2 separate regions of the Homo sapiens genome follow, and region 2 is linked to region 1. Evidence: chromatin loops called from intact Hi-C (ENCODE). Cell type or tissue: psoas muscle. All regions are shown on one strand.

What was found. A loop is a pair of places that touch in the nucleus more often than their neighbours do. Peaks named below come from ENCODE experiments on the same cell type or tissue, not always from the same donor. Only the 100,000 strongest peaks of a DNase experiment are listed, where the experiment ranks them.
Region 2: a loop joins it to region 1, with 6 times the contacts of the local background. A loop is called at or near these places in 87 of 110 quality-filtered maps.

What each region holds. Positions count from the first base shown.
Region 1 is chr14:74,936,449-74,944,448 of GRCh38, reverse strand. PGF (placental growth factor) reads left to right here. Exons shown (of 7, transcript NM_002632.6): 7 at 1,716-2,615. The coding sequence ends at 1,743. It overlaps LOC107984690 (a long non-coding RNA gene), which reads right to left and starts at 1,720. Exons shown (of 3, transcript XR_001750826.3): 1 at 17-1,720. In psoas muscle, no CTCF peak of the experiment used is centred here; DNase peaks (open chromatin) are centred at 2,528, 3,048, 4,128 and 4,508; H3K27ac peaks cover 4,187 bases.
Region 2 is chr14:75,089,353-75,097,352 of GRCh38, reverse strand. It overlaps NEK9 (NIMA related kinase 9), which reads left to right. Exons shown (of 22, transcript NM_033116.6): 17 at 83-253; 18 at 1,922-1,981; 19 at 5,875-6,083. Among named protein-coding and RNA genes, the nearest start is that of ZC2HC1C, 24 kb to the right of the region's middle. In psoas muscle, no CTCF peak of the experiment used is centred here; a DNase peak (open chromatin) is centred at 182; H3K27ac peaks cover 1,213 bases.

The sequences.
Region 1 (8,000 bases):
TTAATGTTATACTCACCATCATCCACTTTTAAGAAAATGAACAAGCAGGCCAGGCGCGGTGGCTCACACCTGTAATCCCAGCACTTTTGGAGGCCAAGGCGGGCGGATCGCAAGGTTAGGAGATCGAGACCATCCTGGCTAACATGGTGAAACCCCATCTGTACTAAAAATACAAAAAATTAGCCGGGTGTGGTGGTGGGTGCCTATAGTCCCAGCTACTCGGGAGGCTGAGGCAGGAGAATGGCATGAACCCGGGAGGCGGAACTTGCAGTGAGCCGAGATCACGCCACTGCACTCCAGCCTGGGACAGAGCAAGACTCCGTCTCAAAAAAAAAAAAAGAAAATTAACAAGCAAAAAAAAAAAAAATACAGGAACACTTCCTTTCATAATTATATATTTACATTGTTTCTTTTTTCCTGGAACTTGTATTTCCATTTCACTCCCCACCCCCAAGAATTTCAGCCTAGTGTAACAGTACTTTTAATTTTCAGAAGTCTTTTATTGATTACCTTGTCATATTTATCTGCCACAAAAAAATGATATATGAGTTTGAATTATTTTAAATTTCCTGTGAGCATAAACCTAAATTAAATTTTCTCCTGGAATAAATTATCAAAATAATTCTTAGTAGCACCATTTGGTCAAAACAGCACAAATACTTCCTATTTTAATAGATGTTCAACATAAAAATACAATCAATTTGATTGGGAATGCATCTCAATGAGATGGATGTGGCTACCTCGTTTCAATTAGTGAATGAATCCATTAATGAATGTTACTTCCTGCCAGACTGAGACAGGATTCTGCATTAATTTAATTCCTGTTTATCATTTTTTTATTGATGAGAAGGTTGAGAAACCATGTTCACATAAATAAGTAAATGAGACTAGATGTCACTCAATTACTTGAACTCCTTCCTTCCAAGTTATTTGCCAGAAATCTCAAGGTGCTCTGCTAAGAACAAATTACTTCTCATGATATCCTGGCTGACAATTTGGTTAAGCTGTTCTTCAGTTTTGTTGAAAGCCTTGGTTACCCAGTCATTAGCCATATTTTCTTTCTCAAGACCTACATCAATATCTCAAATTGTTCTTTTTTTCATGTCCTCAGAATACTTTTACCTGGCAGCAAAGCACTTTATGAGGATTTAGAATGAGCAAGATGTGTTGTGGCCAGAGAAGCAGATCTCAGCCACTGCCTCACAAAAATAATTTTAAGGCAATGTAGACCTGGAGGCTGAAAATGGATTTCTTTAAAACCGTCAGTACTCAGGCCTCACGTGCGTCTAGCGGTACTCCCCTGTTTGGAGACTGCTGTCTTAGGGTAATCAGAGGCATGATTGCATGGAGTGTGATTAGGTTCAAATGTGGCTCTGTCACCGACTGGCCGTGTGACCACAGGCAAGCTTCTTCACCTCTCTGGGCCTCAGTTTCCTAATCTTCACAAGAATAATCAGGGTGCCTTCCTCATGGAAGGTTGTTGAGGGTTAAGAAGACAGTGCTTGGCACAGGGCTGGGCACATGGGTAAGTGTTTGGTGAAGGGTAGCTCCCAGCTTCTCCTCAGCTTGAAGCAAGCAGGGACCCAGGAGCACTGCGCCCTCCCCATGCTCCCTGCCCAAGCTCCTCCTCTGGGCCTGCCCCCTCCTCCATAGGAGGAGACCGCACCCTCCACAGTGTGCTGATACCCGCCCCGTCTGTGCTTGGTCTCTGGCAGGTGCGGCGATGCTGTTCCCCGGAGGTAACCCACCCCTTGGAGGAGAGAGACCCCGCACCCGGCTCGTGTATTTATTACCGTCACACTCTTCAGTGACTCCTGCTGGTACCTGCCCTCTATTTATTAGCCAACTGTTTCCCTGCTGAATGCCTCGCTCCCTTCAAGACGAGGGGCAGGGAAGGACAGGACCCTCAGGAATTCAGTGCCTTCAACAACGTGAGAGAAAGAGAGAAGCCAGCCACAGACCCCTGGGAGCTTCCGCTTTGAAAGAAGCAAGACACGTGGCCTCGTGAGGGGCAAGCTAGGCCCCAGAGGCCCTGGAGGTCTCCAGGGGCCTGCAGAAGGAAAGAAGGGGGCCCTGCTACCTGTTCTTGGGCCTCAGGCTCTGCACAGACAAGCAGCCCTTGCTTTCGGAGCTCCTGTCCAAAGTAGGGATGCGGATCCTGCTGGGGCCGCCACGGCCTGGCTGGTGGGAAGGCCGGCAGCGGGCGGAGGGGATCCAGCCACTTCCCCCTCTTCTTCTGAAGATCAGAACATTCAGCTCTGGAGAACAGTGGTTGCCTGGGGGCTTTTGCCACTCCTTGTCCCCCGTGATCTCCCCTCACACTTTGCCATTTGCTTGTACTGGGACATTGTTCTTTCCGGCCAAGGTGCCACCACCCTGCCCCCCCTAAGAGACACATACAGAGTGGGCCCCGGGCTGGAGAAAGAGCTGCCTGGATGAGAAACAGCTCAGCCAGTGGGGATGAGGTCACCAGGGGAGGAGCCTGTGCGTCCCAGCTGAAGGCAGTGGCAGGGGAGCAGGTTCCCCAAGGGCCCTGGCACCCCCACAAGCTGTCCCTGCAGGGCCATCTGACTGCCAAGCCAGATTCTCTTGAATAAAGTATTCTAGTGTGGAAACGCTGATCTAGTGGGTGTGTCTTCCGGGGCAGTGAGCGTCAGCCGGGAACGGAAGCCAGACAGACCCAGGGATCGGGGTGTAACAGGAAGAGCACAGCACCTTCTCCGAGCCTCAGTTTCCTTATCTCAAAAGCCTCGCTCAGTCGACGAGAGGGCATGTCACAGCTCACGACAACATGTTAGCTTGCTCCTTCCTTCCTCCTTTTGACAGCTGAGGACACTTAGGCCCAAGAAGGTGAAATGGCTGATGGAGAGTTAAGAGCACTGAAGCGGGGGTCAGAGGCCTGGCTTTGTCTATAACTCACCGAGTGGCACTGGGCTTCCCTCTGCCTTCACGTTTCATCTCTGACCTGAGGGGCCTGGCTAGATGGCTCTTCTGGCTTTGACACATTTCTACTGGGGCCCAGGCTCAAGTCTCGGTGGCCCTGGGTGGTCACTGGAGACTGTTCCTGTGGAGGCCACTTCAAGGCTGCCCCGGAGGTCGCCCAACCTGCTTCTACAGCACCCTGGGGTCGCCCCTTCCCTAACGAGGAGCTCCCAAGATGTAGTTTTGTTTCCAAAGTTGAGGAGAGGCTGGTCCCAGCCACTTTTTAACAGCATCAAGAGCACAATCTCCTCCTCTCCCAGGGCTTAGGGCTGCCCCAGCCCAGTGCCGCAAGGACTCCCGAACTCCTCCGGCCCTCCTGATAGACATCCTGGGCTGGGTCTCAGGGCGCTGAACGGCAGCACGTATAGCCTGCTCGGGCTGCTGAACAGACGCAAGGACCAGCAGATGCTGCCCGGATTTCTCTGCCTTTTACCCCCCAGTTCCTTCCGTCTTCCTCCTCAGTGCTTTGGCAGGAAAAAAATAAATCTTCTTATTATTTTTTAATGGTTTTTTTTTTGAGACGGAGTCTCCTTCTGTCGCCCAGGCTGGAGTGCAGTGCCACAATCTCGGCTCACTGCAACCTCCACCTCCCAGGTTCAAGCGATTCTCCTGCCTCAGCCTTCTGAGTAGCTGGGATTACAGGCGTGCGCCACCATGCCCGGCTAATTTTTGTATTTTTAGTAGAGACAGGGTTTCACCATGTTGACCAAGCTGGTCTTGAACTCCTGACCTCAAGTGATCCACCCGCCTCAGCCTCCCAAAGTGCTGGGATGACAGGCATGAGCCACCATGCCAGGCCTATTTTTTTTTTAATCCAAACCACTTACTATCAAACTCCACTCTGCTTCTGACCTGCAAGGGGTGTGTGTGTGTGTGTGTGTGTGTGTGTGTGTGTGTGTGTGTGTCTGTGTGTCTGTGTCTTTGATGTTATATGCTGCTATATGTATTGGGGGAAGAGAAGTTCCCCCATTCTCTCCTCAGCCTCACTTCCTCATTTGAGGCTGCTGAGGAGAAACCCACAGGGACCCAGGGGCACAGGGGCCTGCCTGGGGCTTTGAGGGGAGCTGGGGATGTCCAGCGGAGTGGGGTGGCCCTGCTGAGGCAGCTGTCCTTGGTGCCCTGTTCACCGAGGCCTGGGGACTCTGCAGGACACGCTGGTCAGAATGTGCTTCTGGCTGTGGTCATAGACGGGTGTGAGTCAGCCCCAGGAGACATACTTTGCCAAAGAAATGCACTTCCTCTCCTGCCTCTCCTCTCTTTAGCTGCAGCTGTTCTGAGCTGTTGCCTTTGACCCACTGTGAACTGGGAAGAGCACCCATCCCCTCCCACTGGCCAGGCCTCTAGCTCAGCCCTGAGGACCCCAACCCAGGCCCGGTAGCATCTTCAAGGCTTTTGGCTCCATAAGGTCACCCACATGGCGGGCAGCCTCCCGACCCAGGCCAGTGACCCCTGTAGAGAGCAAGACAGAAACCAGAAAAGCTCCTGGAAGCCAGAAGCAAAACTCCACATCCGTGGGCAGGAGCCTCGCAGCAGGAATGGGTAGGAAGGAGCCAGCTGGCCTACTTGACTATATTGGCAGCCGTTCCAGCCATTTAGGTCCTAGAGGGATTTGCTTGTCATCTATTTGTGGAGCACCCTCTGTGTCCTAGACACTGACTAGGCATCCAGGATCCAGTGGGGACAGACACACAGGACCCTGCTCTCGTGGACCACACATGCGAGGGGAGAGACAGCCCATGCTCTAGTGCCAGAGGGTACTGGGTGGGCCTTTTCTGCTGCTCGAATGGGTGGCCGGACTCAGAGCTAAGGAAAAAGGGCCTTGAGTACCCCATATTCTAAAACAAAGGAACCATTTGAGACTAGGCCCATTTGCCTACAGGATTTATTAAGAGATGGTTAAAGCAATTCTGCTATGCCCCCAAATCTCCCAGCACCCCCTTCCTCAGTCTCCATAAGCAGAAGACCAGGACAGGGGAAGGAAGAGAGAGGGAGATGGGTCACTGGAGTCCTGGGGTGCTGACTCCCTCCCCTCCTCTCCCTGGATCTGGATTTGCTGTTGAGATCAGCCCACGCGCCATCTGGACAGGGAGGTTGGGGGAGGGCAGGATTGAAGAGGCAGAGACAGACAGGGCAGGGACTCCTTGGGGCACCCAGCAGTCGTTGCCCATGGGTCAGGTGGACATGGCGGAAGGTGCATGTCCTTGAGCTGTCTTGTCCATGTCCTCCCAAGAGGGAGGCCTGCAGCTGTGCAGACCCACAGTCGGTAGGCTGTTGGGTGGAGGTTGGGGCAGTGGCTGAGTGGTGGGGTGAGAGATATAGAGCTGAAGGGACCTCTCACATCAGGGAACAGTGGTGCGAGGTGGCCCTGTGGTGAACCCACAAGAGAGTTAGCATCTGAACGCCATCATGCCGGGAACATTCATAGCCAGAGAAGAAATGGCCACAGCTGACAGGGACTTTCCTGAAAGCTCTCCCTCCCCATCTGTGTGAAAGAAGAGAAAAGGGGAGAGAAAAGGAGGAGGAGAGAGAGAGAGGAGTGGGGGTACAGGGGCAAACTACACCCCTCCCCACTCCCCTGGGCCAAATCCAGACCCTGCCTGGGGAAGGGAAATGGTTAGTCTTGGTTAGATGGACCAGCCTAGATGGGGCTGGGCCTTTAATAAGCTAAAGCAACAGGAATACTAGAAGATCTGCCCAAGATACTGTTACGGGACAGAAAAAGGAGAACCAACATAGTTCATCTAGAAGCAATGATGGAAGGGGGAAAAAAACTTGCTCAATAAGCAAGTTACCCATATAAACAAATACATTAATAAGAAAATGTCTTGCTGCCAAAATGCGTTCTCTCATATTAGAGATGCTCTTGAATTATTTTACATTCCTCCTCTTAAGAGGTGAAGTGTCTTCCCTCTGTTTGAATCTGAATTGGCCTGGGTCTGCGTTGATCAGTAGACTATAGCAGAAGAGACCCTATACTTGTTTCAAGTCTAGCTTTCAAGAGGACTGGCAGCTTCTGCCTTGGTCTGTTGGAACCCTATGCTATCATGTAAGATGTCCAACTACCCTGAGGTCACCATGTTGGAAGGAAGCTCAAGCTGGCCGTATAGAGATGTGGAAAAAGAGAGAGAGAGAGAGACTCAGCCAACCCCAAGCTATTCCAACCCGCAGCCATTACAGTTATCTTAGCAGATGCCCCAGATCTTACAGAGCAAAGACAAGCTGTATCCACTGTGCCGTTTGATTTCCTTGATGCACAGAAACATAAAATACTATAATAACAAATTGTTTTGAGGTAGTTTGTTATGCAGCAATAAGAAACCAGAACAGAAAATAAGGAAAGGTGAAGAGATAGCGTTGGGGGGAAGGTACTCTAGGTCAGGAGGTTATGGATGGCATCTCTGTGGAGATGACATTGATGGTAAAGTTTGAAGGACAAGAAGGAGTTGGTCATGTAAAGATCAGGGATAAGAGCACTCCAGAGGGCACAGCTGGTGGAAAGTGCTGGAAGGAACCCCAGTGTGGCTGGAGCATGATGGGCAGGGAGGGGGGATATGGGATGTGATGTTGGAAGTAGCCAGGGGCCAGACCATAAAGGGCTTTGCAAGTCAGGGTAAGGAGTTCAAATTTTGTTATAATGTGAGATAAACCACTGCAGAGTTTCAAACAGGGGAATGAAATGACATTAGATACATTTTTTTCTTTTTGAGACAGGGTTTCACTCTGTCACCCATGCTAGAGTGCAGTGGCACAATCTCCGCTCACTGCAGCCTCCACCTGCCGGGTTCAAGCGATTCTCATGCCTCAGCCTCCTGAGTAGCTAGGACTACAGGTGCACACCACCACACCTGGCTAATTTTTGTGTTTTTATTAGAGACAGGGTTTTGCCATGTTGGCCAGGCTGGTCTCAAACTCCTGACCTCAAGTGATCCACCCACCTCAGCCTCCCAAAGTGTTAGGATTACAGGCGTGAGCCACCACACCCAGCCATTAGGTACATTTTTGAACAATCACTCCACCCACTATGTGGAAAATGGTCTCTAGGAGTGTAAAACTTAGAGTACAAATACCACTTCAAAGGCTGTGGAGAAGCCAGGCAACCAATTATGGTGGTTTGGTCTAGGGAGAAGTAACAAGGATAGAGAGAAGTAGATTGTTTGGTCTTAATCATGCACGTGGGCTGGTAACCCTGATCATTTATTCACTCATGAGCATTTTTTGAGTCTACAAGGCCTAGGTATTTTGTAGTAGATACATGTATGACAGGGCAAAGTATATTAGCAAGCAAAAGTCTTCCCTACCTACTAAAGAAAATTCTATTCTGCAATAAATAAGGGGAATAAGGAGAGAGATCACAGCTGGAGGGCTAAGCTGGTCTACCTAACAGCTAGGAAAGAGAAAGCAAGCAGGTAGGCAGAGGGAAATAAAAGGCCTCGGGGCTGGGACTAGAGAAGGAGTTTGGGGTTTTGCTGTGGAGTCTCTATTGATATAAGACAGTTTGAGAAGGGCTTTGAGGAAGCACTGTCATGCTCCCTAACATTGCAGGCCCGAATGTTCTTTGAGAGACGCCCACTCAGTGAGACACTAGGCAGAGACTGAACCCAGGGGAGCACCTCGATTAGCTAGGGTTACGCAGAGAGAAATAAGACATTGTCGCTGACCTTAAAAAGTTCGTCAGCGGAATCAGATATACACAGGTGATTAGAATAGAAGGAAAGCAGGCCATGTAGCTAAAAGAATGCAGCTGAAGAGCTGCTAAAGCCACCTGAGATGACCTGCAGCTGGGGAACATCAGAACTGGCTTTGCAAAGCTGGTGGCATTTGAGCTGTGACTTGAAGAGTAGGCAAGATTTGGGTCTGGGGAGATGACTGGGGAAGCCATTCTAGGTGGAGGCAACCCATTAACAAAGACCCCAGAGCTGGCAAAACCCCTACCTGTACAGGGACTCTCCAGCGGTTCAGTTTGGCTGATGCTTAAGGCAGGTGAATCAGAGGGTGATGGCTAAGGCTGGTAGGCGGGC
Region 2 (8,000 bases), 150 kb before region 1:
TCTAGGATATAAAGATGGGGAACCCGGAGAATTGGGAAGCCAGTGTTCTGTTAAATGGTCTACTGTTTAACTTTTTTCCTAGATAATCACATTTTTGCCTGGGGCAATGGTGGTAATGGCCGCCTGGCAATGACCCCCACAGAGAGACCACATGGCTCTGATATCTGTACCTCATGGCCTCGGCCTATTTTTGGATCTCTGCATCATGTCCCGGACCTGTCTTGCCGTGGATGGCATACCATTCTCATCGTTGGTAAGAGTTTCATATGTCTGGGGTTGGGATGGCTTTGACAGAGGATGGACCCACATCTGAGTACTGTTAGTCACATTGTTGGAAACAGAAATGTCCTGAAGAAGCCATTTCTGTAAGTCTTGTAATGGTCAAGGATGCCATGCCTAGTGGTGGGAACAGAACATTGTCATTTCCTGGAGCTTTGCTATCTGCCATCTCTTGATTATTTTTTAATATAAGTTTGGGCTCTGCCTGCCCCCTTAGAATTGATTTTTTTGGTTGTTTTTTTTTGTCTTTTTTTTGAGTTGGAGTTTCACTCTTTTCGCCCAGGCTGGAGTGCTATGGTGTGATCTCGGCTCACTGCAACCTCCGCCTCTTGGGTTCAAGCAAATTCTCTTGCCTCAGCCTCCCAAGTAGCTTGGACTATAGGTGCCTACCACCACGCCTGACTAATTTTTGTATTTTTGGTAGAGATGGGGTTCCACCACGTTGGCCAGGCTGGTCTAGAACTCCTGACCTCAGGTGATCCACCTGCCTCAGCCTCCCAAAGTGCTGGGATTACAGGCATGAGCCACCGTGCCTGGCCCTAGAATTTGTTACTTCTAATCATCCACCAATTAATTTGTTGTCTGTGCTCATGCTTTCATGAGAAACATTCAGTACATCCTTTAAAAGAAACTTTAAATTATAAGCACTTTCTGCATAAAGATTACTTTGTTAGGAACTACTTTATAAATGCCTGTGTAAGGGTTTATAAGTCTACTTTTAGATCAGTGGTTTGCAACCTTAGCAGCACATACATTAGAATCCTTGAGAAGCTTTTTTTTTTTTTTTTTTTTTTTTTGAGACGAAGTCTCGCTCTGTCGCCCAGGCTGGAGCGCAGTGGTGCGATCTCAGCTCACTGCATCCTCCCAGGTTCAAGCGATTCTCCTGCCTCAGTCTCTCGAGTAGCTGGGACTACAGGAGTGTACCATCACACCTGGCTAATTTTTGGATTTTTTAGTAGAGATGGGGTTTCACCATATTAGCCAGGCTGGTCTTGAACTCCTGACCTCATGATCTGCCTGCCTCGGCCTCCCAAAGTGCTGAGATTACAGACATGAGCCACTGAACCCGGCCAAGAAGCTTTTAAGAATACCACGGTCCAGACCCTATCCCTGACCAATTAAATCAGAATCTCTGGGGTGGAACCTACAGACCTATGCAATGTTACTTCCTTTTTTTAAATTTTGAGACAGAGTCTCACTCTGTTACCCAGAGTAGAGTGCAGTGGCACAGACACAGCTCACTGTAGTTTCGCTCTCCCAGGCTCAATTGATCCTCTCACCTGAGCCTCCCAAGTAGCTGGGACTACAGGCCAGTGCCACCACACCTGGCTAGCTTTGCATTTTTTTTTAGAGATTGGGTTTTGCCATGTTGCCTAGGCTGGTCTCAAACACATGGTTACTTTTTAAAACTTCCCAGGTGATTCCAGTGACCAGCCAAGGCAGACAGTTGCTAATGTAGATAGTGAATATACTTAGAATAGCAAGTGGTGCTTAGCTTATGATACTAATTTCTAAAACTGTAAGTTATAGTTCTAAAGTTATCTGGAGTCAAGGAGAGCAATTATCTCCCTATCCTAGTCTTCTCTCATTTTTCTTGCCTATATCAGTATACAGTGCTTACCTACCAAATATTTTTTCTCAGAGAAAGTATTGAATTCTAAGACCATCCGTTCCAATAGCAGTGGCTTATCCATTGGAACTGGTAAGTACCAATGTTTCAGGTACCAGTGGTTTTCTGAAGTGTGGGTCTTTTGGTTAGATTCCATGTAGACTCCAAAACCCAAAGGAAAATGGGAAATGTCTTTGGGAAGTGAGGAATACAGTGGTTAAGAGAGAAGATCATATTTTGTTTGGTTTTGCAGTAAGTTATAACTTTTACATTGTGGTCAGAGAGACACTACATCATCTTTGCCTCCAACGCATATGCAAGTAATTAAGTAGCTTGCCCAGTACTGTAATATGACTTATGTATTATTCCTTTCCTTACTATTCTAGGGGGTAATGAGTCCTCTACTTCCACGGTATTCCCAGGGGTATTCCAGTCTAAAGAAATAGTTCACCAAAACAGGCACTCAGAATAAAACTCGGCTAAACTTTCAGTGTGGTTAGGAGAATCATCCCAAAGATCTCTGATAGATTTCCTTTGACTGCTGTCTTCATGGTTCTCTATTATTGGGGACCATGCTAGGAAATTGAATCTATTTTCCTTTTTGGTTTTCTACCTGCTAGAGTCCCTGTAGTCTTTGATGTCTCAGAACCAGGATTCTGATTTATTTTATTTATTTATTTTTTTTGAGGCACAGTCTTGCTCTGTCATCCAGGCTGGAGTGCAATGGCGCAATCTCGGCTCACTGCATCCTCTGCCTCCCAGGTTCAAGTGGTTCACCTTCCTCAGCCTCCCAAGTAGCTGGGATTACAGGCATGCACCACCACACTCAGCTATTTTTTGTATTTTTAGTAGGTTTGGCCAGGCTGGTCTCAAACTCCTGGCCTCAAGTGATCTGCCCACCTCAGCCTCCCAAAGTGCTGGGATTACAGGCATGAGCCACCATGCCCAGCCCAGATTCTGATATTGTTTGGAATCAAAACACATAAACACCCAGAATAAAAGCAGATTAAAGCTGGGCACAGTGGCACAGCCGTTAGTCCCAGGTACTCAGGAAGCTGAGTCAGGAGGATTACTTGAGGCCAGGAGTTCAAGGTTACAGTGCACTATCATCATGCCTATGAATAGCCACTGCAATCCGGCCTGGGCAACATAGCAAGACCCTATCTCGAATAAATGAATAAATACATAAACAATCGGTCAATCAAACAGATTAAACCTCCAAAAAGAAACAGCTGAAAACATGATCTAGACTTGTTGAACTTCAGTTTACACATATACACTGACTTATTACACCATATTATATATAGTTAAGTAGCCCATTGCTTGGCATCTCTGTTTATGTATATTAATATCTGTCAAAACTGACTGAAGATCTTTCGCTAAGCACAGCAGTTCTACTACAAGTTTGTTTTACTAGAACAGTATTTAAAGGAAAAACATAAAATTAAAAGCAAATGTCCATTGGTGGGAAGATGTAAACTCGAGGAAGAGCAGGGATTTTTGTCTTTTTTATTTATCAATTTTATCTACTTCCCTAGAACAGTGCCTGGCAAATGGTAAATGCTCAGTAACTATTTGTTGATTAAATGCGTTATAACCATCCATTGGAGTGAAAGTGAACATCTCCAAATATTTCCATAATGTGAAATGTAAAAAGCAAGTTGCAGCAGACTACATGCCTTTTTATAAAGTTTAGAAACAAGTAAAATAGGCTGGGTGTGGTGGCTCACGCCTGTAACACCAGCACTTTGGGAGGCCAAGGCAGGCAGATCACAAGGTCAGGAGATTGAGAGTATCGTGGCCAACATGGTGAAACCCTGTCTCTACTAAAATACAAAAAAAAATTAGCCAGGCATGGTGGTGCACACCTGTAGTCCCAGCTACTTGGGAGGCTGAGGCAGGGGAATCACTTGAACCTGGGAGGCAGGGGTTGCAGTGAGCCACGATTGCGCCACTGTACAGCCAGCCTGGCGAAAGAGTGAGACTCCATCTCAAAAAAAATAAATAAAAGTAAAATGAATAGTAATGTATTATTTAAGGATACATAAAGGCGATAAAGTTTTTAAGAAGAAATGATAAATATAAAATTAAACAGAATGGTTTCATCTGGGTAGGAGGCCAGAGAAGGAAGGAATTCACACGGCAAATACAGTGATATAGGTAATGCTCTAGTTCAGCAGTGTCCAGTAGATCTTTTTGCAACAATGGAAATGTTCCATATCGGTGCTGTTCAGTATAGTAGCTACCAGCTTTCTGTGGCTATTGAGCACTCCAGAGAGTGGCTTGTGTGACTGAGGAACTGAATTTTTAATTCTCTTTAAGTTTAAGCGGGCACATATGGCTAGTAACTCATATTGGATAGTGCAATTCTAGTTCTAGTGGCAAATAGACCTATGTTTATTGTTAGGCATGAAAATTTACACGTATGTTAAAATAGTCTTAGGTATATCTAAAATGCAGCATAATCTTAAAAAGCCATTTAAAACAAAAAGTAAGCTTCAGAACTCACTTTGGTAACTATAGTTCTGCTGCTTCCGTAGGATCTCAGCATGACCCAGTTAGTCCCCAGGCCAGCACAGCAGGTGATAATTAACCCTTCTTTACATTTAGCCTCAGAAAATACCAGGCATCAGAACAAGGATCCCTGAGGAGTAAGAGAAAAAAAAAAAGAAAATACCAGGCAATTTTTCTTTAACTTTGACAGATTAATCTTCTTAATTATATTTTTATTTGGCCCATATTAAAATTCAGTTTCATTTCCTGACCACACATCAGCTAGTCTTCATTAAGGTTGCTTGGAATATGCTGTATGATATGAAAGAATCAGCCATTATATTATAAAAATGGATACAGATAGTCGTCAGAGAATGTAATATTCACATTAAATTTTGAAGAATTGGCCGGGCGCAGTGGCTGACGCCTGTAATCCCAGCACTTTGGGAGGCCGAGGCGGGTGGATCACTTGAGGTCAGGAATTCAAGGCCAGCCTGGCCAACATGGTGAAACCCTGTCTTTACTGAAAATACAAAAATTAGCCAGGCATGGTGGCGGGCACCTGTAATCCCAGCTACTCAGGAGGCTGAGGCACGAGAATCACTTGAAGCCAGGAGGCGGAGGTTGCAGTGAGCCAAGATCGTGCCACTGCACTCTAGCCTGGATGACAGAATGAAACTGTGCCTCAAAAAAAAAAAATTGCTGGGTGCAGTGGCTCACGCCTGTAATCCCAGCACTTTGGGAGGCCAAGGTAGGTGGATCACCTGAGTTCGAGACCAGCCTGGCCAACATAGTGAAACCCCGCCTCTACTAAAAATACAAAACTTAGCTGGGCATGGTGGTGTGTGCCTGTAATCCCAGCTACTCGGGAGGCTGAGACAGGAGAATTGCTTGAACCTGGGAGGCAGAGGTTGCAGTGAGCCAAGATCGGGCCACTGCACTCCAGCCTGAGCAACAGAAGCTAGACTCGGTCTCAAATAAAAAAAAAAAAGTTGAAGAATTCAACATTCAGATTTTCCCCGGACAGGGAGTTAATGGTAAGTTTATCTGGCAACTTTAAGAGGAGTTTGGCTCAAATATTAAAGACCTTTTTATATAAGATAAGTGTCTATGGAGGATGCTGGAATCTGAATGTATCTCTTAAAGAAGCAGAGTAAGCATGGGTGCTAGATTTGGTGGGCTGTGGTTGGGGGGATTGTTTGGTAATGCTTTTAGAATATTGATAACCTGCTATGGATACAAGATAAACAAAGTTGGTAAATGGAAGTGAATTATCATTATGAGCATCCTGATATACAAATACAACTATACAAAATTACAAAACATAGTTTGTATGAAAACCAAAAATTTAGTCCCTAACATTTGACTTGCACTGTTGCCATTGCACTTCATGCAGCTTATAGGCACCTTTCCAGGGTAAGTAGGGTTGTCAAATGGTAAATCTGTCTTGCTGCATAGCAAAGCTGTCTATTTCTGTGCTGTATATCTGTCAGTGTTTCAGAGCTCTAGCCCGGGAGGAGGCGGCGGGGGCGGCGGTGGTGAAGAAGAGGACAGTCAGCAGGAATCTGAAACTCCTGACCCAAGTGGAGGCTTCCGAGGAACAATGGAAGCAGACCGAGGAATGGAAGGTTTAATCAGTCCCACAGAGGCCATGGGGAACAGTAATGGGGCCAGCAGCTCCTGTCCTGGCTGGCTTCGAAAGGTAATTCCTTTGGAAGAAGTAACTTGGATAAAATATGTGGCCCTTTGCAGGAACTAGAAAGAGCTGTCAGGGTCTCTCAGTTTTCCAAGTACCTAGTAAACTGTTGTGCATCCTGAATCCAGCCTTCTGATTTCTACCTGGAAAGAAATTGCCTAATCACTAATCCTTTTTTCTTTCCAAAAAGATAAAAAATGTTCTCATACCCTTGTTACTTAAGTGAATGTATTATAAGTTACTATAACCTACCTTGATGGCAGTTTTTGTAGTACATGTATATAAAGATTAAGCTTACAGATTTTATACTGTCATTTATAGAAATGGAATATTGGAGCAGTTGGAATGCCTTACAATAGGAAAATGGTTGATGAAAGTTGAGATACAGAAAGTAAAAATGTTGGATTGGGCACAGTGGCTCATGCCTATAATTCCAGCACTTTGGGAGGCTGAGGCAGGAGGATCACTTGAGCCTAGGAGCTCAAGACCAGCTTGGGCAACACAGCAAGACCTTGTCTGTACCAAAAATTTAAAAAATTAGCCGGGTGTAGTAGTGTGCACCTATAGTTCCAGCTACTCAGGAGGCTGAGGCAGGATGATCACTTGAACCTGGGAAGTCGAGGCTGAAGTGAGCCGAGCTGTGCCATGATTGTACCACTGCAATCCAGCCTGGGTGACAAAGCAAAACCCTGTTCAAAAAAAAAAAAAAGTAAGAATGTTGAAGTATATTTATTTTCATGGAAAGTTACTCACAACATATGGCTATGCAGAAGAGGATGATATATCTGTATGATCTCATTCTTTTAGGAAATATGTAACACACAAAAGAATGTCAACAAGACTATGTATTGACAGTTTTTAAAGTGGTTGTCTGTAAGTGATGGAATTGCTGGTGAATTTTATTAGTTTCCTTTGCCCATTTGTATTTTCTCATTTTCTACAGTAAATATTTATGGTTTGTGAAATTTTAAATTTTTTACCAAAAAAAAAAAAAAAAAGACCGAGCATGATGGCTCCCAGCTGTAATTCCAGCACTTTGGGAGGCCAAGGCAGGAGGATTGCTTGAGCCCAGGAGTTTGAGACCAGCCTAGACAACATAGGGAGACCCCATCTCTATAAAAATTTAAAAAAAAATAAGGCCAGGGCCAGGCATGGTGGCTCACATCTGTAATCCCAGCTCTTTGGGAGGCCAAGGCGGGAGGATCACCTGAGGTCAGGAGTTTGAGAACAGCCTGGCCAATCATGGTGAAACCCCATCTCTACTAAAAATACAAAAATTAGCCGGGCAAGGTGGCTCACGCCTGTAATCCCAGCACTTTGGGAGGCTGAGGCGGGCGGATCACAAGGTCAAGAGATCAAGACCATCCTGGCCAACATGGTGAAACCCCATCTCTATTAAAAATACAAAAATTAGCCGGGCGTTGTGGCGCACGCCTGTAGTCCCAGCTGCTCAGGAGGCTGAGGCAGGAGAATCGCTTGAACCCAGGAGGTGGAGGTTGCAGTGAGCCGAGATTGCGCCACTGCACTTTGGCCTGGTGACAGAGCGAGACTCCGTCTCAAAAAAAAAAAAAAATTAGCTGGGCATGGTGGCACGCACCTGTAATCCCAGCTACCTGGGAGGCTGAGCCAGGAGAATCACTTGAGCCCAGGAGGCGAAGGTTGCAGTGAGCCGAGATCGCACCACTGCAGTCCAGCCTGGGCGACAGAGTGAGACTCCATCTCAAAAAATAAATAGATAAATAAATAAGGCTGGGCGAGGTGGCTCACACCTGTAATCCCAGCACTTTGGGAGGCCAAGGCGGGCAGATCACTTGAGGTCAGGAGTTTGAAACCAGCCTGGCCAACATGGTGAAACTCTGTCTCTACTAAAAATACAAAAAATTAGCCAGTTGTGGTGGTACACGCTTGTAATCCCAGCTACTT